Linked DNA regions of Homo sapiens: region 1 is linked to region 2. Evidence: read pairs that join two places in POLR2A ChIA-PET (ENCODE). Cell type or tissue: Panc1. All regions are shown on one strand. Links, peaks and the distances in the headings refer to the core of each region. The heading gives the core; the rest is flanking DNA.

What was found. Peaks named below come from ENCODE experiments on the same cell type or tissue, not always from the same donor. Only the 100,000 strongest peaks of a DNase experiment are listed, where the experiment ranks them.
Region 1: POLR2A ChIA-PET joins it to region 2 with 14 read pairs; 10 of 35 experiments call an interaction of 5 or more read pairs at or near these places.

What each region holds. Positions count from the first base shown.
Region 1 is chr7:44,797,417-44,808,093 of GRCh38, forward strand. It overlaps PPIA (peptidylprolyl isomerase A), which reads left to right. Exons shown (of 5, transcript NM_021130.5): 2 at 1,831-1,861; 3 at 1,976-2,064; 4 at 2,286-2,458; 5 at 3,871-5,701. The coding sequence ends at 4,006. Among named protein-coding and RNA genes, the nearest start is that of PPIA, 6.1 kb to the left of the region's middle. In Panc1, for the core only: no CTCF peak of the experiment used is centred there; no DNase peak of the experiment used is centred there.
Region 2 is chr7:44,615,448-44,626,124 of GRCh38, forward strand. OGDH (oxoglutarate dehydrogenase) reads left to right here. Exons shown (of 23, transcript NM_002541.4): 2 at 8,870-9,118. The coding sequence starts at 8,897. Among named protein-coding and RNA genes, the nearest start is that of OGDH, 14 kb to the left of the region's middle. RefSeq lists an enhancer at 7,208-7,517 and a silencer at 8,676-8,735. In Panc1, for the core only: no CTCF peak of the experiment used is centred there; no DNase peak of the experiment used is centred there; H3K4me3 peaks cover 1,353 bases; H3K27ac peaks cover 3,514 bases.

The DNA.
Region 1 (10,677 bases), core at 3,084-8,083, 180 kb after region 2:
TATACATGTGCCCCAAACGTCCCTCCGTGTCCCCCACCCCCAAGCGGAAATGTGAAAATGGGCCTTGCCTTTGCTGGTGCCCAAGGACCGCCTTCCACTGCAGTGACGGCGCTGGCGGGGGAGGCGCTCTTGAGCCCCTCCCGATTGTCCCTCTGCCTAGCAAGCAAGTTGCGACTGGCCACAAGGCAGGCCTCTTCCGACCAAGGTGGATTACCAGTGATTACCTAATTAGTTTTGAGAGCGTTAAATGAGTTCTTAAAGATCAGTTGTAATTATAGCATAGTATCTAAACTTGGCGCGTGTCTTCAAAGTTAAATATTGAGTACGATTCCGTTCCAGTTAACATGGATAGACCTTAGGGAGTAGCGAAATAGGATGTTAGTGGTTTTATTCCTTTAAATCACATCTCAAAAGGCCACCAATGGCTAGTTTGGGATCTTATTCCGAAAATAGATTGATCCTCATGCAGTCTTCGTGAGGACAGAGCGATTTCCTTGTTGCCTACCCTGTCCATAGTGCCTGGCACATAGGCACTGAAACACTGCATGTTAATCCACACCCCACCCCACCTATGAGTGTAGTCAAAGCTGGTAAGTGACAAGGGCTTTCGTGGAAACTTGGCCTGACCTAATGTTGGGCATCAGGTTACCCAAAGAGCTTCAGGGAAATGAGAAAGGACTTGCAGGTCTTGATGAGAATGGAGGGGTAACTGCCAATGAGGGCTTTGGCTTTAGCGAAAGTCTGAAAGGGAAGCCATAGGAACTTAAACGTACCGACTATAAAGCTCTGAGAAAAGCTGATGTTTTAGAAAGACCATACATTCTAGGTACAAATACCTAAAAACTAAAAAATAAGTACGTTGGCCAGGCGGGCGGATCACGAAGTCAGGAGATTGAGACCGTCCTGGCCAACATGGTGAAACCCCACCTCTATTAAAAATACAAAAATTAGCTGGGCGTGGTGGCGCTTGCCTGTAATCTCAGCTACTCTAGAGGCTGAGGCAGGAGAATCGCTTGAACCCCGGAGGCGGAGGCTGCAGTGAGCCGAGATCGTGCCACTGCACTCCAGCCTGGTGACAGTGAGACTCTTGTCTCAAAAAAAAAAAAGTACATTGCTATAAGAGAAGTGCACACGGATACTAGTAGTTAATTCAGTCACATCTGTGAAATAGCTTATAAAATGCTACTTTTAAACAAGCTGTTTTTATGAAAGGGCTTGTAAATGTTTATGGTATTTAAGCTACCTCTCTAGCCATAACGTATTATACATTCAAGAAAGGTTCAAAACCAGATATACTAGAAACCAATCTTTATTTTTTACCCCACTACTAGGTAAGGGGCCTGGATACCAAGAAGTGACTGCTCATCTAATCCATAAAGCTATGTTAACAGATTGGAGGTAGTAGCATTTTCATTACAAGTGACTAAAAGAACAGCTGTTTACCCCTGATCGTGCAGCAGTGCTTGCTGTTCCTTAGAATTTTGCCTTGTAAGTTCTAGCTCAAGTTGGGGGGTGGTGATAGACATTTAAGAAGCCATATATCTTTTCAGAAGTAGGTGTGATGTACTAAAAGTTTGAGACACTTTCTAGAAGTCTCACTATTTAAGTTATGACTAGTATTGGATTTTTGGCATGTCTTTGGGTTTCATGTTTCTTAACCCAACTGCCTGCAGGGCCTTATGGCTGTCAGGAGCAGTTCTTGGGAATTAAAGTAATTACTGAAGAAGTATTCTAGTGAGAAAATGAATTTATGACTCAGAAGCCCCTAAAGACATGGGTACTAAGCAACAAAATAAGCAGATGTTAATTAACTGTAATTTTCTCTTACAGCTGTTTGCAGACAAGGTCCCAAAGACAGCAGGTTGGTCCATTTTCTAAGTTTAACAAAGATGTTCCAATTGTGACAGTTTGTGTGTGTGTGTGTATATATATATTTTTATGTATGTATATATGTGTTTAATTTTTTTTTAAACAGAAAATTTTCGTGCTCTGAGCACTGGAGAGAAAGGATTTGGTTATAAGGGTTCCTGCTTTCACAGAATTATTCCAGGGTTTATGTGTCAGGTACGAAATTTACTGAATTTTATTTTATTTGGGTTGCTCCCTTCATTTGGGATTGAGCCAGAATATTTCAGGATACACATATCTGAACTGTTACTCTACCATTTCGGTTCTATTTAACCCTTCTATTCAGTTTGAACTTGGGTTTAAAGTTTGAACCTTGCAGATTTGGCACACTTCATGGTTATGTTGTCAGAAGTGACATTTTTCCTATATGTTGACAGGGTGGTGACTTCACACGCCATAATGGCACTGGTGGCAAGTCCATCTATGGGGAGAAATTTGAAGATGAGAACTTCATCCTAAAGCATACGGGTCCTGGCATCTTGTCCATGGCAAATGCTGGACCCAACACAAATGGTTCCCAGTTTTTCATCTGCACTGCCAAGACTGAGTGGTAAGGGTACAACATGGCACACTAACCACCTGACTAAATGAAAAGTTGCCCTGGGGGGAACGGAACAAACACTACTTTTCTTCAACCTTTGCTTCCACAGACTTTTTCATCCCTAAGATACTAGAAGAAGAGCATACATAAACGACAAATATAGCCAATGTGATACAGAATGTCAGATACTATGATAGAAACTTGGCCCTTAGCTGGGTGGTTGAATTAGGTGCTACTTTTTTGAGATGGAGTTTTGCTCTGTTGCCAGGTTGGAGTGCAGTGGCACAATCTGGGCTCACTGCAACCTCTGCCTCCTGGGTTCAAGCGATTCTCCTGCCTTGGCCTCCTGAGTAGCTGAGAATACAGATGTGTGCCAGCATGCCTGGCTAATTTTTTGTATTTTTGTGGAGACGGGGTTTCATCATGTTGGCCAAGCTGGTCTTGAACTCGTGACTTAAGGTGAACCACCTGCCTTGGCCCCCCAAAGTGCTGGGATTTCAGGCATGAGCCACTGCGCCCAACCAATTAAGTGCTTTTTTTTTTTTTTTCTTTTCTCAGACTGGATCTCGCTCTTATCTCCCAGGTTGGAGTGCAGTGGTGCCATCTCAGCTCACTGCAACCTCCTCCCGGGTTCAAGCAATTCTTCTGCCTCAGCCTCTCAAGTAGCTGGAACTACAGGCATGCACCACCACTCCCAGCTAAATTGTGTATTATTAGTAGAGCGGGATTTACCATGTTGTCCAGGCTGGTCTCGAACTCCTGGGCTCAAGTGATCTGCCTGCCTTGACCCCCCCAAAGTGCTGGGATTACAGGCATGAGCCACTGTGCCCACCCAATTAAGTGCTGCTTTTATGTTACTATTAATAACATGCGGTTGGTTGGGTTTTTTGTTTCTTTGGGGTTTTTGTTTTGTTTTGTTTGTTTTTGGGGGAGGGGGGCGCAATTCATTCTATATGTGTAACTCTTTTTTGAGATGGAGTTTCGCTCTGTCGCCCAGGCTGGAGTGCAGTGGCGCGATCTCGGCTCACTGCAAGCTCCGCCTCCCAGGTTCACGCCATTCTCCTGCCTCAGCCTCCCGAGTAGCTGGGACTATAGGCACACGCCACCATGCCCGGCTAATTTTTTGTATTTTTAGTAGAGACAGGGTTTCACCGTGTTAGCCAGGATGGTCTCGATCTCCTGACCTCGTGATCCGCCCGCCTTGGCCTCCCAAAGTGCTGGGATTACAGGCGTGAGCCACCGCACCCGGCCTATATGTGTAACTCTTTAATGGTAATTGGAGAATCATGTTTAATGACATTTAGTACAAAAGGCTTCAGTTAAAAAAAAAAAAAAAAGCTACCTTTCTCGTCTTGGTTCATGACACATGGAGGCTGCTTGTTTGTGGTTGCCAGTCATAGTGATTGTTCTTCCTTTTCAAGGTTGGATGGCAAGCATGTGGTGTTTGGCAAAGTGAAAGAAGGCATGAATATTGTGGAGGCCATGGAGCGCTTTGGGTCCAGGAATGGCAAGACCAGCAAGAAGATCACCATTGCTGACTGTGGACAACTCGAATAAGTTTGACTTGTGTTTTATCTTAACCACCAGATCATTCCTTCTGTAGCTCAGGAGAGCACCCCTCCACCCCATTTGCTCGCAGTATCCTAGAATCTTTGTGCTCTCGCTGCAGTTCCCTTTGGGTTCCATGTTTTCCTTGTTCCCTCCCATGCCTAGCTGGATTGCAGAGTTAAGTTTATGATTATGAAATAAAAACTAAATAACAATTGTCCTCGTTTGAGTTAAGAGTGTTGATGTAGGCTTTATTTTAAGCAGTAATGGGTTACTTCTGAAACATCACTTGTTTGCTTAATTCTACACAGTACTTAGATTTTTTTTACTTTCCAGTCCCAGGAAGTGTCAATGTTTGTTGAGTGGAATATTGAAAATGTAGGCAGCAACTGGGCATGGTGGCTCACTGTCTGTAATGTATTACCTGAGGCAGAAGACCACCTGAGGGTAGGAGTCAAGATCAGCCTGGGCAACATAGTGAGACGCTGTCTCTACAAAAAATAATTAGCCTGGCCTGGTGGTGCATGCCTAGTCCTAGCTGATCTGGAGGCTGACGTGGGAGGATTGCTTGAGCCTAGAGTGAGCTATTATCATGCCACTGTACAGCCTGGGTGTTCACAGATCTTGTGTCTCAAAGGTAGGCAGAGGCAGGAAAAGCAAGGAGCCAGAATTAAGAGGTTGGGTCAGTCTGCAGTGAGTTCATGCATTTAGAGGTGTTCTTCAAGATGACTAATGTCAAAAATTGAGACATCTGTTGCGGTTTTTTTTTTTTTTTTTTCCCCTGGAATGCAGTGGCGTGATCTCAGCTCACTGCAGCCTCCGCCTCCTGGGTTCAAGTGATTCTAGTGCCTCAGCCTCCTGAGTAGCTGGGATAATGGGCGTGTGCCACCATGCCCAGCTAATTTTTGTATTTTTAGTATAGATGGGGTTTCATCATTTTGACCAGGCTGGTCTCAAACTCTTGACCTCAGCTGATGCGCCTGCCTTGGCCTCCCAAACTGCTGAGATTACAGATGTGAGCCACCGCACCCTACCTCATTTTCTGTAACAAAGCTAAGCTTGAACACTGTTGATGTTCTTGAGGGAAGCATATTGGGCTTTAGGCTGTAGGTCAAGTTTATACATCTTAATTATGGTGGAATTCCTATGTAGAGTCTAAAAAGCCAGGTACTTGGTGCTACAGTCAGTCTCCCTGCAGAGGGTTAAGGCGCAGACTACCTGCAGTGAGGAGGTACTGCTTGTAGCATATAGAGCCTCTCCCTAGCTTTGGTTATGGAGGCTTTGAGGTTTTGCAAACCTGACCAATTTAAGCCATAAGATCTGGTCAAAGGGATACCCTTCCCACTAAGGACTTGGTTTCTCAGGAAATTATATGTACAGTGCTTGCTGGCAGTTAGATGTCAGGACAATCTAAGCTGAGAAAACCCCTTCTCTGCCCACCTTAACAGACCTCTAGGGTTCTTAACCCAGCAATCAAGTTTGCCTATCCTAGAGGTGGCGGATTTGATCATTTGGTGTGTTGGGCAATTTTTGTTTTACTGTCTGGTTCCTTCTGCGTGAATTACCACCACCACCACTTGTGCATCTCAGTCTTGTGTGTTGTCTGGTTACGTATTCCCTGGGTGATACCATTCAATGTCTTAATGTACTTGTGGCTCAGACCTGAGTGCAAGGTGGAAATAAACATCAAACATCTTTTCATTATCCCTAGTATTTCTTATTCCATTAATTAACAGAATAGCCTCACCACGTTGTCATTAACTGCTTTTATTCATCCAAGTATTTAACTTTTTTTTTCTTTTTTATTTGAGACAGTTTGGCTCTTGTTGCCCAGGCTGGAGTGCAATGGCACTATCTCCACTCACTGCATCCTCTGCCTCCCAGGTTCAAACGATTCTCCTGTCTCAGCTTCCAGAGTAGCTGGGATTACAGGTGTATGCCACCACACCCAGCTAATTTTTTGTATTTTTAGTAGAGTAGGGGTTTACCATGTTCATGGCCAGGCTGGTCTCAAACAGACCTCAGGTAATCCGCCCGCCTTGGGCTCCCAAAGTGCTAGGATTTCAGGCGTGAGCCACCGCGTCCAGCCCCATTCCTTTTTTTTTTTTTTTTTTAATTTCTCCAGTGCCCAGCGTGATCCCTGACATCTGGTATTAGAGTTCAATACTTGGGCCGGGCCTCGGTAATCCCAGCACTTCGGGAGGCCAAGGCAGGCAGATTACCTGAGGTCAGTAGTTTGAGACCAGCCTGGCCAACGTAGAGAAACTCCATCTATTAAATATGCAAAAATTACATGGTCATGGTGGTGCATTTCTGTAATCCCAGCTATTTGGGAGGCTGAGGCAGGAGAACTGCTTGAAACCAGAAAGCACAATGAGCCAAGATCGTGCCACTGCACTCCAGCCTGGGAGACAGAATATGAGAGACTCTGTCCCAAAAAAAAAAAAGGTCCGGCTGTGGTGTCTCATACCTGTAATCCCGGCACTTCGGGAGGCCAAGGCCTGAGGACCTTGAGCCAAGGAGTTTGAGACCAGCCTGGGCAATATAGGGGGACCCTGACTCTACAAATAAGAAAATAAGCTGGGATGCCAGGTGTGGTGGCTCACTCCTGTAATCCCAGCACTTTGGGAGGCCGAGGTGGACGGATCACCTGAGGTCAGGAGTTTGAGACCAGCCTGGCCAACCTGGTGAAACCTCATCTCTACTAAAAATACAAAAAAAAATTAGCCAGGCATAGTGGCAGGCACCTGTAATCCTAGCTACTTGGTAGGCTGAGGCAGGAGAATCCTTGAACCTGGGAGGTGGAGGTTGCGGTGAGCTGAGATTGGGCCATTGCACTCCAGCCTGGGGGACAAGAGTGAGACTTTGTCTCAAAAAAGAAAGCTGGATGTGGATGCATATGCCTGTGGTCCCAGCTACTCAGGTGTCTGAGGTGGGAGGATCCCTTGTGCCTGGGAGGTCGAGGGTGCAGTGAGCTGTGGTAGCACTCCAGCTGGGTGACAGAGAAAGACCCAGTATCAAAAAAAAAAAGTCTTGCTATGTTGTCCAGGTTAGTCTGAAAAACTGGCCTCGGCCGGGCACGGTGTCTCACACTTGAAATCCCAGCACCTTCGGAGTCTGAGGTGAGCGGGTCACGGGGTCAGGAGATGGAGACCATCCTGGCTAACACAGTGAAACCCTGTCTCTACTAAAAATACAAAAAGTTAGCCGGGCATGGTGGCAGGTGCCTGTAGTCCCAGCTACCTGGGAGGCTGAGACAGGAGAATGGTGTGAACCTGGGAGGCAGAGCTTGCAGTGAGCCAAGATCATGCCACTGCACTCCAGCCTGGGTGACAGAGTGAGACTCTTGTCTCAAAGAAAAAAACAAAAAACTGGCCTCAAGCAATCCTCCTGCCTCCATTTCCCAATGTGCTTGGGTTACAGGTGTGAGCCACCATGCCCAACCACTGGGAAGATAATTATGTGCCAAAGTAGACAATTTCCTCCCTCAACAGACCTTTTGAAAGGAAGGCCGGGCCAGGCATGGTGGCTCATGCCTGTAATCCCAGCACTTTGGGAGGCCAAGGCGGGTGGATCACCTGAGGTCAGGAGTTAGCAACCAGCCTGACCAACGTGGTGAAACTACGTCTCTACTAAAAATACAAAAAATTAGCCTGTAATCCCAGCTACTGCGGACGTGGACATTGCAGTGAGCCGAGACCGCACCATTGCACTCCAGCCTGGGCAAAAGAGCAAAATGCTGTCTCAAAAAAAAAAGAAAAAGGAAAGTGAGTCAGATGCCAAGCTGGTATTGCGGCATCAGCTTGTGTAGTAAGATTTGACCTGGTCAGAAAGGTCTCAAATGGCTACCCTGAGAAAGAAGTGGAGCTTGGAAGAAAGGTAACCAGGAAAACCCATCATTTTTCTGCTGGTTGGAGGCTCTCATGGAAACCCTTAGGAAACTTACAAGCTGAGAGGCGGGAGTTTGCCTAGACCACACTGTGAGTTTGCTGTATATATCCACGCCTTACACAGTGAATAAGAAGATACTCAGGGCCGGGCACAGTGGCTCAGACCTGTAATCCCAGCACTTTGGGAGGCTGAGGCGGGTGGATCACCTGAGTCCAGGAATTCGAGACCAGCCTGACCAACATGGTGAAACTCCGTCTCTACTAAAAATACAAAAATTAGCCAGGCATGGTGGCATGCGCCTGTAATCCCAGCTACTTAGGAGGCTTGAGGCAGGAGAATCGCTTGAACCTGGGAGGTGGAAGTTGCAGTGAGCCGAAATTGGCCCCATTGCACTCCAGCCCGGATGACAGAGACTCCGTCTCAAACAAAAAAAAAGATACTTGCCCCAGCGTGGTGGCTCACGCCTGTAATCCTAACGCTTTGGAAAGCTGAGGCAGGCAGATCACCTGAGATCAGGAGTTTGAGACCACCCTGGACAACATGGTGAAACCCCGTCTCTACTAAAAATACAAAAATTAGCTGGGCGTGGTGGCACGCCCCTGTAATCCCAGCTACTTGGGAGGCAGAGGCACCAGAATCACTTGAACCCGGGAGGCAGAGGTTGCAGTGAGCGGAGATTGTGCCACTGCACTCCAGACTTGGGTGACAGAGCAAGACTCCAGCTCAAAAAAAAAAACCAAAAAACTAAAAACTCTGCTTCTCAGAGTTGTGGGGATTAGATATGAAGTACTTAGAAGAGTGGTTAGCACATGGTACATGCATGAACAGTTCTGTTAGTGTGTAAACACCCAGCAGGGATTTGTCTAGCTTTTCACCAGTGTATCCCAGTACCTAGGCTAAAGCTTGGTTCAGAGAAGGCTCAGAAGAAATATCACAGTAACTGTGTGATAGACCCCTTCTGATCCCTTTACAAATATTCTAGGCTGGGCATGGTGGCTCACGCCCGTAATCCCAGCACCCAGGAGGCCAATGCAGGCAGATCGCTTGAACCCAGGTGTTCAAGACCAGCCTGTGCAACATGGTGAAACTCTGTCTATATTAAAAACAGAAAAATTACCCAGGCGGCCGGGCATGGTGGCTCATGCCTGTAATCCCAGAACTTTGGGAGGCCAAGGCGGGTGAATCACGAGGTCAGGAGTGCGAGACCAGCCTTGCCAACATGATGAAACCCAATTTATAGAGGTGGGGATAAGGGACCATCTTTAAGAGTTGCCTACCACAAGTCTATAAAATACAGTTTAAAGACCAGAAATAAAAAGAACCCCAGCATATCTACTAGTATCCCAGAAATGCCCTTTGCAAGCCCTCTTCAGTTGCACGCTCTTTCCTCTTCAGAGGGAACCATGATTCCAATTTTTTTTTTTTTTTTTGAGATGAAGTTTTGCTCTTGTTGCCCAGGCTGGAGTGCAATGATGCAATCTCGGCTCACCGCAACCCTCCGCCTCCCAGGTTCAAGCGATTCTCCTGCCTCAGCCTCCCGAGTAGTTGGGATTACAGGCATGTGCCACCATGCCCGGCTAATTTTGTATTTTTAGTAGAGACTGGGTTTCTCCATGTTGGTCAGGCTGGTCTCGAACTCCCTACCTCAGGTGATCCTCCTGCCTCGGCCTCCAAAAGTGCTGGGATTACAGGCGTGCTCAGCCCATGATTCCAATTTTTGTGTTCATCAATCTCTAGCACCTGTGTCCCTAAAAACATATTGAGAAAAAGTGAGAAGCAAGCACAAACCTAATTGTGCAAAGAAAGGTCGAAATTGCCACTATTATGAGGCAGGCTCCCAGGAGAAGGCAAGTTGAGCAGGCTGGGTTAGAGTGTGGCCTCAGGGTCTTTGAGAACACAAGAACTATTTCTGGGAAAGTCAGCCAATGCCTTTCTCCACCTCAGAAAATCTGTAAAATCTATAATATCTGGTTCACAGTCAGATGTTCCCCCTTGTTCTTATAATGTGTTTTTATGTTTATTGCTTTTTAAAATTCTTTTTCAGTCCAGGTACGGTGGCTCATGCCTGTAATCTCAGCACTTTGGGAGGCCGAGGTGGGCAGATCACTTGAGGTCAGGAGTTCGAGACCAACCTGGCCAACATGGTGAAATTCCATCTCTACTCAAAATACAAAATTAGCCAGGCATGGTGGTGCATGTCTGTAATCCCAGCTACTCAGGAGGCCGAGGCAGGAAAATCGCTTGAACCTGGGAGATGAAGGCTGCAGTGAGCCAAGATCGTACCATTGCACCCCAGCCTGGGCAACAGAGCGAGACTCTGTCTCAAAATAAATAAATAAATAAAATTCTATTTCAGGGTTAATAGGTGCAGCAAACCACCATGGCACACATATACCTATGTAACAAACCCGCATGTTCTACACATGTATTCCATATTTTTATTATTTTTTTTTTGAGATAGAGTTTCGCTCTTGTTACCCAGGCTGGAGTGCAATGGCACAATCTCAGCTCATTGCAACCTCCACCTCCTAGGTTCAAGTGATTCTCCTGCCACAGCCTGCCAAGTAGCTGGGAGGCACCACCATGCCCAGCTAATTTTTGTATTTTTAGTAGAGATGGGGTTTCACTATGTTGATCAGGCTGACCTCGAACTCCTGACCTCAGGTGATCTGCCCACCTCGGCCTCCCAAAGTGCTGGGATTACAGGTGTGAGCCACCATGCCTGGCCTGTTTTTTTTTTTTTTTTTTTTTTTTTTGAAGAAATAAAAAAAAATTCTATTTCAATCCTG
Region 2 (10,677 bases), core at 2,876-7,875:
ATCAGGGAGTGAGTTGGAAGGGCTCATTATTCACCAGGTGGGGATGAAAGTCCCTGGTCCCTATTCTGACACCAGCTGAGTGGAGTGAGGATATTTCCTGTGGAATTTGGCCGCAGTAGAGCAATTGTTGTTTAAAACTTTAAAAGTTTTCCATCTTGCTGCTCTTTTCCTGGTCCTTTGGCTAGAGAGAACAGGTTTCTGTTTGTAGTTTTCTTTGTCTACACCTGTTGGCATTTCTGGGTTGTAGGCTTCTCGAGTACCCAGGTCTGAAACACATGAAGCATAAAGAAAATCAAGAACTCAGTGCTCGGCTGGGTGTGGTGGCTCATACCTGTAATCCTAGCACTTTGGGAGTCTGACACTTGAGGTCAGGAGTTCGAGGCCACCCTGGCCAACATGGCAAAACTGTCTCTATAAAAAATACAAAAATTAGCCAGGCATGGTGATGTGCGCCTGTAGTAGTCTCAGCTACTTGGGGGACTGAGGTGGGAGAATCACTTGAGCCTGGGAGGTCCAGGCTGCAGTGAGCCGAGATCACACCACTGCACTCCAGCCTGGGCAACAGAGCAAGACCCTGACAGAAAGAAAAAAAAAAAAAACCTCAATGCTCTTTCTTTGGGTCCTCTGGTTCCTAGCCAGTCTGCTTCCTTCTCTCCACCTTTCACAGTCTTGTTTTGTCTTAAATGTAACGCCTCATGTTTTTAGCTATATTTAGCAGGAAACACGTTTTATATATGCTTTAATGAGATGTTGAAAAATTGTCCTGCTTTCCATAAAGATTTAATAATTTACACTCTATCAATACCTTTTAAAAGTGCCTATTTATCTACACCCTCCCCAGTCAACCTGTTTATACCACATCAGTCATGGGCATCTCAGATGCTGTGGGGCCACGTCTCAGGGAAAGGGCAGAACAGTCTTCAGACCTATATACTGAAGCGTACTCAGGGATCTGATCAGGGAGGTGTCAGTCCCTACCAGTGGTGACCACCCATGATTGGTGAGCTAAATAGGCTTCTGTGCTAAATGATGGAGACAGCCTACTAATGTTTTGGAAGTTACCAGTTGACCGCCACTCCAAATTAGCTAATGTTTAGGTTTAAATATCTTGGAAACTTGAACTTTTTATATCACTAGTTTGCCTTTTTTCCTAGGCTACATATATATATGTATATATATATACACATGTTTATGTATATATACACATATATATACGTATATACGTATATATACACATATGTATATGTATATATATACACACATGTTTATGTATATATACACATATATACGTATATAAGTGTATATGTGTATATATATACACGTATATGTGTATATGCATATATATATGTGTATATATATGCATATATACGTATATATGTGTATATATACACATATACGTGTATATATATACACATATATATATACGTATATATATATGTATATATGTGAGCCGAGATCGCGCCACTGCACTCCATCCTGGACGACAGAGCGAGACTCCTTTCGGAGCTCTGGAGTCTCACTCTGTCGTCCAGGCTGGAGTGCAGTGGCGCGATCTCGGCTCACAGTAACCACCTCCCGGGTTCAAGCAATTCTCCTGCCTCAGCCTCCCAAGTAGCTGGACTACAGGCACCCGCCACAATGCACAGCTAATTTTTTTGTAGTTTTAGTAGAGGCGGGGTTTCAGCATGTTGGCCAGGCTGGTCTCAAACTCCTGATCTCAGGTGATCCACCCACCTCGACCTCCCAAAGTGCTGGGATTACAGGCATGAACCACCATACCCAACCATTTCTTTAGTCATAGATATACCTTCAAGTTTTCAAAGTGCTTTCATATTTGTGTTACAATTACAAAAAGACATTATGAGGGGGTTAGGAGTAATTACTGTCTCCACTTTATGGCCCAGGAAAGCTCACACAGTGACTTGGTGTCACGTGGTCTCTGTTGGCCCAGGAAAGCTCACACAGTGACTTGGTGTCACACGGTCTCTGTACCTGCAGGCTCAACAATTGTTTCCATCTAGCAATGAAAAAAAACTTTACAGTTTAAAAGTAATCCTCACTACTTCCCTCAGCTTATATGTAATGAGGTGTCACTAGTGAAAGATAATAAATTCTTTGAGATTCTCAGCCAATAAGGGAGAATTGATATCTGTACTCTGTACATGAGTTCTTTGTATTACTACTAAAACAAAAATAATTGCAGGCATGAGACAACAGCCATAGGTCTGTAGCAAATGTGTTCATGATTCATCAGAAGAATTGAGTCTGAAACTGAAAAAAAGAAAGTGGATGAGTTGTCCTTTAAAATGGTTGCCAGCTAACACTCATAGGGTTTAAGGATCATGTAATGATGTGTGGGTTTTTTTCCCTCAAAGACTTATTTACTGAGAAACAGCAGACTGTTTTTGCTAGGTCTTGCCTTTTTAATCACCCCCCTACCTAGCCAATGTCATATTGATAGGCGTCAGTAGTTGGTTTATTTCCCTCATTCTTTGTGCCCTGGGATAGGGTACCTCCTACCCAACTGGGGAAATTCGAGGCATAGACCTCGAAGGCTTCATATTTCAGACAGAACCCTATTTAAGTATATCGTTTCCTAAGGGCAGGGCGTTTAACACCTAAAAACTAATTTTCCTTTGGTTTTTACTTTTTTTCTTTGTACAACTTATTTTTCCCAAATGTATGTGTTTATTTTTGCATCTTGAAATTAATGGATTACAACTTGTATCATTTTTGTGTACAGTGATAAGTTCAGTTACATTTTTTCTTACACATTAAAAAAATAACTTTATTGAGACATAATTCACATACCATACAATTCACTCATTTAAATTGTAAGGTGAATGTTTTTCAGTATATTAGAGGGTTGTGACACCATCAGCACAATCTAGTTTTAGAGCATTTTCATCCTCTCCTCCCAAAAAGAAAGCCCTATGTCCATTGAGTTACTCCTCATCCTTCCCTCATTTCTCTGCCCCAGCCCCAGGCAACCACTAATCTACTTTCTCTCTGTATAGATTTGCCTATTCTGGAATGTGATATTATTATCGTATATGGGTTTTTGTCCATGATTCCTGGTTCCATAGTTCTTGTTATTTCCTAAGTAACTAAAATAAGCATGTATTTTGTTAAAGTATTTCTCCTTGGTTCCTGAAGTAGCTTCCAAACAGCTTCAGAGTGATAAAGGTGGAAGTCTTTTGTTACAATGTTGGGGTGCTTTAGGCCCCAGAAACAGGCCTGTGGCACTCCTTTCACCTGCTGCTTTTTCTCCCCAAGGGAGGCCATAGAAACTAAAAATATACTCTAATATTCCTCCACTGTTCTGTCTTGGAGCCGGCAATAAAGAAATTCTCTGACCTACCTTGTCTGATTGTAGGTCACAAGACACCCACTTCAGGAGTCCTGCCTCACACCCACAGGAAGGAATCCTGCACAGAGAGGCCAAGAAGAATCTGAACAAACAGGCCTGGCTGGGTTTCCCCACTCGGTCTGTTGGTATTAGATCATACCCTTTTTGCCTGATCACCTATCTACATGGTTATCTATGCTTCAGTCATGCATATCCAATGAAGTCTCCATAAAAGGCCCAAGAGGATGGGGTACGGAGAGCTTCTGGATAGCTGAACATGTGGAGATTCCTGGAGGGTGGCATGCCTGGGGAGGGTATGGAAGCCTCCTTACCCCATCCTACACCTTGACCTGTGCAACTCTTAATCCACATCCTATGTTATATTCTTTGAAAAAAACAGTAGATGTAAGTAAGTGTTTCCTGAAATTTATTGAACCAAAGGAGGGGGTCATGGGATCTCCAGTTTCTAGCTGGTTGGCCAGAAGTACAAGTAAGACAACTGGGGGCTTGCGATTGACATCGGAAGTAGGAGGCAGCCTTGTGGGATTGAGCCCTTGACCTGTGGTATCTGATGCTGTCTCCAGGTAGGTAGCAGCAGAATTGAATTGCTTATTGGTAGGGAGAATTCCCCACACATTTAGTCACAGAAATCTTCTGTGTTGGTTGTTGTGTGAGAGCAGAGGAATAGACTCATAATATGTCTTTTGCGTCTGCTGCTTTTTACTGAGCATAATGTTTTCAAGGTTCCTCCAGGTTGGAGCATGCACCAGCACTTCCTTAGTTTCATTGCAGAATGCTGTTATATTCTATAGATATAACACGTTTTGCTTATCCATTCGTCAGTGATGGACATTTGAGTTGTTTCTACTGTTGTTTCTACTGTTTCAACTGTTGTTGCTCATAGCAACAATAATGCTGCTATGAGCATTTGTGTACAAGTTTTTTTTGTGGACATACATTTTCATTTCTCTTGATTATATATCTAGGAGTGTAATTGCTGTGTTATATGGTGACTTTATGTGTTTATTGGCTGTTAGTATATCTTCTTTGGACAAATATCTATTCAAATCCTTTACCTATTTTTTGATTGGGTTGTCTTTTTACTGTTGCATTATGAGAGTTCTTTATATATTCTGTATATAAGTTCCTTATCAGATAATTGCAAATATTTTCTCCCATCTATATCATTTCTTTCTTAATAAGTTCTTTGAAGCACAAAAATTTTTTGTTTTGTTTTGTTTTGAGACAGAGTCTCGCTCTGTCACTCAGGCTGGAGTGCGGTGGTGCGATCTCAGCTCACTGCAACCTCTGTCTCCTGGGTTCAAGGGATTCTCCTGTCTCAGCCTCCCAAGCAGCTGGGACTACAGGCATGCATGACCATGCCCAGCTAATTTTTGTATTTTTAGTAGAAACGGCGTTTCGCCATGTTAGCTAGGCTGGTCTCGAACCCCTGACCTCAAGTGATCCGCCTGCCTCAGCCTCCTAAAGCACTGAGATTACAGGCGTGAGCTACCGCTCCTGGCCAGATTTTTTATTTTGATGAAATCCAATTTGTGGTTTTTATTTTGTTGTTTATACTTGTGGTGTCATAACTAAGAATACATTGCTTGAATCAAGGTTACAAAGATTTACTTCATGGAAGTTATAAAACTTCTAAGTATCTTATAGTTTTGTCTCTTACATTCAGGTCTTTGATCCATTTTGAATTTTGTTTGTATATGTCTATGCAACTTCATTCCTCTTTAGACGTGGAACTCTAGTTGTCCCAGCACCTTCAGTTGAAAAGACTGTTCTTTTCCCTGCTGAATGGAGTTGGCACCCATTTAAATAGAAATATTCTTTTAAAGCAAGCTTGTCCAACTCCCAGCCCGTGGGCCACATGTGGCCCAGGACAGCTTTGAATGTGGCCCAACACAAGTTTGTAAACTTTGTTAAAACATTATGAGATGTTTTTGCGATTTTTTTTTTTTTAAAGCTCATCAGCTGTCGTTAGTGTTAGTGTATTTTATGTGTGGCCCTAGACAATTCTTCCAATGTGGCCCAGGGAAGCCAAAATATTGGACATCCCTGTTTTAAACCAAAAATCAAAACACTTGGATATTTTGGACAGCTCAGAGGAGCTTTCACAAAAATTGTTTAAACAATTGAATGTCTCTACCAAATAACGTACTATTCTTAAAGTTGACTTAGTGTCAGTTACAGAATTCTAAGTTGAATTTCAAGACCTAATGTTGACTGGCTGGCAGTTTTCCTTCTTTTTGTATTTAATATATTTTGTTTGTTTGTTTGTTTTTAGAGATAGGGTCTCGCTCTGTCACCCAGGCTGGAGTGGAGTGGCACGATCATAGCTTACTGAAGCCTTGACCTCCTGGGCTCAGGCTATCCTTCCACCTCAGCCTCCGGGGTAGCTGGTACTACAGACATGTGCCACCACACCCTGATAGCTTTTAAATTTTTTGTGGAGATGTGGTTTCACTATGTTGCCCGGGCTGGTCTCAAACTCCTGGCCTCAAACAATCCTTAAGCCTTGGCACCCCAAAGTGCTAGGATTATAGGCATGAGCCACCGTGCTTGGCTTTTAATATCTTCTTATGCCGTTTTATGTAAGAGAGAAAGGTGAAGAATGGGTATTTACCAGAATTAGAAATGTGCGTTAGTGTTGGCTCTGTCGTTCTGTCAAAGTGTGGACAGCAAATAGCTGTCCTGGCCGTTCCTGGGTGGAGTTGGGGATGTTGAGCCATCTGCTGAAGGGCAGCTCTTCCCGTGAGTCATCTTAAGGGAAGTTTAAAAATCTCAGCTGGGTGTGGTGGCTCACGCCTGTAATACCAGCACTTTGGGAGGCTGAGGTGGGCAGATCATGAGGTCAGGAGTTTGAGACCAGCCTGGCCAACATAATGAAACCCTGTCTCTACTAAAAATACAAAAATTAACCAGGTGTGATGGCATGCACCTGTAGTCCTAGCTACTCGGGAGGCTGAGGCAGGGGAATTGCTTGAACCTGGGATGGGAGGTTGCACTGAGCCGAGATCACACCACTGCACTCCAGCCTGGACTACAGAGCAAGACTCCGTATCAAAAAAAAAAAATCTCCAGCTGTTGTGGCAGCTCTGCTGGGCAGCACTTAACTATGTGTCAGATTCAGTGACTGCGGATAGCAAAATGTCATGATTTACTTAAACAGGATCATGTGGAAGGGGCCACTTTGGGAAGAACAGATGAAATTGGTGTTTTACGATTGTCAGTTCAGTGCCTGTTAATTGGGCTATTGCAGCAACTGAATACTGATAGTTAATGAGGTGATGCTATTGTTTTCTGGGAGAAAACCCAACTCAGAGGCAATTGGGTATTTAATATTGCCTTAATAATGACATTAAAGGAAAAAAATGAACATTTTCCTTTGAGCCTGAGAAATTAAAAAAAAAATAGCATAAAATGAAGCAACAGTAGTATTTTTGCTGTCAATGTTAGGGCTGTTTGTCTTCCTTAAATATATCAGTGGAAAAACTTGGAGTGTAGTTGGAGGTAGGAAGAACTACCGAATTAACTTAAAACTTTTGATTTCTAAAGTGAAAACCCAGGGGTAAAGATTGCATTCCCTAATTATATCCAGAATATATTGCTTGTTTACCTTTAATTTGTAAGGAGCAAGTTTTTGTTTGTTGTTCAGTTTGTTTTTAAAGAATATGTTCTGCTGTTTACTTTTGCTGACCTATCTCTTCTCAGTGGAGCAGGCCAGAGGTGAATGCAGGACACTCTAAGCCCTCTCTCTTGGTGTCCCTTAAGTGTATTCTGAGCATATTTGGGCCAAGAGGAAGTTTCTGATAAATAATATAGAAGATATTTTTATGTAACAGTTATTTCTGGGTAATTCACACTATGTTTCAGAGCTTGGATTTTCTTCGGGTAGGTGTGGACATGGAGTGTAGTTCTAACTTTACAACCAGAGCACCTGCTTTGAGACAAATTCATGAGCAACCATGTAGGCCAGCAAGCACCTTTTTTTCCACAGGCAGCGTCCTTGTGAACTTTCCGCTTGGATCCTGACTCTGCTGTTAGTAGCCTATGACCTTGGATGAAATGTAAGGGAATAGAAACTGAAGCTATCTGTAAAGTGAAAGAGCTGGTGCCTGCCTTATTGGGAGCCTCTGGGTTTATGTATGAGTCAGATGCGTAGAGTTGCTCACCATGGAGGGCCCAGGGTAGGCAGGCATTATTGAACAACTGCTCCATGTGCTCTTTTCAATCTTTGCAGACCCCACCCACGTCTCCCTTGCTCAGACCTGGCTCCCCATGGCTTATGAAAGGGGGCTGAGTGCAGAAGGTGGCAGGCAGGACACTGGACAACCCTCTGTGGCTTTTCCTTACCCTTCGTAGTACCATGAGATTCTGGCTCTTCCCGTCTCTGTGTTTCTGCCTATGGGTCCTTCCACATGCAGTGCCTCGTCTTCCCTCCTTCCCATCCATGTCCTTTTGTCTTCAGGCACACCCACTTGGAAGGAGCCCATCCTCTCACAGGGTCTGCTGGCATATTCTGCACCTCTCAAGTACTCATATTTCCTCTGCAATCTTTTCTATGTTGTTTTTCCTCTGCTCAAGGGTAAATTGAGAGTAAGGAAAGTATTTTTCTAATTTCTTTGTATTTTCCATAATATTGTAAGTACAGCAGGTACTCAGTAGTTTCTGGACAGATTAGAAAATGTTTTACTTATTCTCCAATTAATCCTAATCCTAATTCTAAATTAATTAATCCTTGTTGCCTTTCTTCTAATTGTTTTATATATATGTAATATGTAAATTTAAAGAACATCGTATGTTTATCATCTTAGCCCTTAAACTAGATTTAATGGTTTTTTGTTTTGTTTTGTTTTGAGACAGAGTCTCACTCTGTTGCTAGGCTGGAGTGCAGTGGTGCAATCTCGGCTCACTGCAGCCTCCACCTACCAGGTTCAAGCAATTCTCCTGCCTCAGCCTCCCAAGTATCTGGGTCTACAGGCATGCACCACCACACCCAGCTAATTTTTGTATTTTTAGTAGAGATGTGGTTTCACCATGTTGGCCAGGATGGTCTTGATCTCCTGACCTCGTGATCCACCCGCCTTGGCCTCCCAAAGTGCTGGGATTACAGGTGTGAGCCACCGAGTCTGGCCTAGATTTAAATTTTTAAGTGAAGATGGTAATATCTGCAACTGTGCACTCACCTTCCTTGGGCTCGCACAGGCATCCTGTGTTAGTAGGTGCAAGAGTGTGTTTCAGTTTCACACAGTCACAGCTCTGTTGTGCTCTCAGGCACATGAACTGGTGGCACTGAGCAGGTAGCACTCTTGTGAATACATTTATAGGCCAGGGTCTTTCTCCTCAACAATTAGAGTTGAACATGTTTTGTTTTTGTTTTTGTTTTTCTAGTAGCTTTTAAAAAAAAATTATCCTTTCTCTAGAGCATCAGGATCTAGTAGCCTTGTCTCCTAAATACTCATTTTTAAAACCTTTCTTTCTTGTTTTTTTTTTTTTTTTTTTGTACAGGCAGTTGTGAAAAACTTCAGGACAAAAATGTTTCATTTAAGGACTTGTGCTGCTAAGTTGAGGCCATTGACGGCTTCCCAGACTGTTAAGACATTTTCACAAAACAGACCAGCAGCAGCTAGGACATTTCAACAGATTCGGTGCTATTCTGCACCTGTTGCTGCTGAGCCCTTTCTCAGTGGGACTAGTTCGAACTATGTGGAGGAGATGTACTGTGCTTGGCTGGAAAACCCCAAAAGTGTACATAAGGTAAGGCTCGCAGGGCTGTGGGTCTGCCTCATGTTGGTGTGTTGGCCTGTTCCTGACTGGTCACCAGGTAAGTGTGTGCGTCCTGAGGAGTCAGCGGGCAGACAGGCAGCTGGAGCGCCATACCAACCACCGTATCTGTATCGGACCCAGCATAGCCCCAGCAGAAGCCATGGTCCCTGGATTGGCGTCCAGCAGTAGACACTGTGCTTAACTCTGCGAGGATGTGAAGAAGCATGTGTGTGACCCTCCAGCATCTCCGCAAGGGCTGCTTCAGGATGAAGCCGCTGAAGAAAGAAGAAAGAAAGAAAGTGTGTGGAAAAGAGCAGGACCTCAGGAAGCTCCTCCATTCTAACTGTCTGGAGAGGATACTTTCATTTGTAACATGCCGTAGTCACCTCATGTAATTTCTGTATGAATGGCCTTTTAGCTCATTATGTTCGTATTTTTTTCCTGTTTGTTTCTAACTTCTCTGTATTACATATAAGGGCATTTTCTAAACTTTTCACCACATGATTACTGATGTAAGTCATGTCTTGTTTTTTTTGGTTTGTTTTTGTTTTTGTTTGTTTTGTTTTGTTTCAGACAGAGTCCCACTGTTGTCCAGGCTGGAGTGCAGTGGCGGGATCTCGGCTTGCTGCAACCTCCGACTCCTGGGTTCAAGTGATTCTTATGCCTCAGCCTCCCGAGTAACTGGGACTACAGGTGCACGTCACCACGCCTGACTAGTTTTTGTATTTTTAGTAGAGATGGGATTTTACTTTGTTGGCCAGGCTGGTCTTGAACCCCTGGCCTCAAGTGATCCACCCACCTTGGCCTCCCAAAGTGCTGGGATTACAGGTATGATCAACCACGCCTGGCCATGTCATGCCTTGTGACAGAATTCCTTTATTCTGTTTTGAGCCAATAAATATTTATAGGTTTTGATAACCATTCCTTGATTTTCAGGGAAAGCAGCCAGCCTCCTGAAGGAATTGGGAAGACAGTGTAGTATAGTAATAAGAGGGTAGGTCCCAGCGTTTCTAAGCTCCTGTGCCTCATCTGTAGGTGGTTGAGAGAATGAAAGGAGGTAGCATGAGCAGGGCACTCAGCTCGGAGGCAGTGCCTAGCCAACATTGCTTATCTTCACTGTGAATTTGGCTTTTTTCCTACTCTTGAATCTTGGGGGCTTATCACCAAAAGGAAGTCTGCTTCCACTGGGCTCCTGTAAACAAGCTTTCCCTTTAAGTATTAGTGACACTTACGAATTTTTTTTTTTAATTTAGCTAGGTGTGGTGGCACATGCCTGCAGTTCTAGCTACTCCACAGGCTGAGGTGGGAGGATTGCTGAAGCCCAGGAATTCGAGGTTACAGTGCGCTGTGATGGTGCCACTGCACTCCATCCTGGGCAACAGAGGGAGACCCTGTCTCTAAAATTTAAAAGAAGGTGGGGGGCGGGTATATTCCCATGACTGCTGGGCCACCAGGTCCCATTTTTTCAGGAATGCCACTTTGTCTCAGCCTTATTGCCCAGATCTAGCCCAGTCCTTCCCTGTTTCCATGGCAACCTGGGAGCAGCCTTG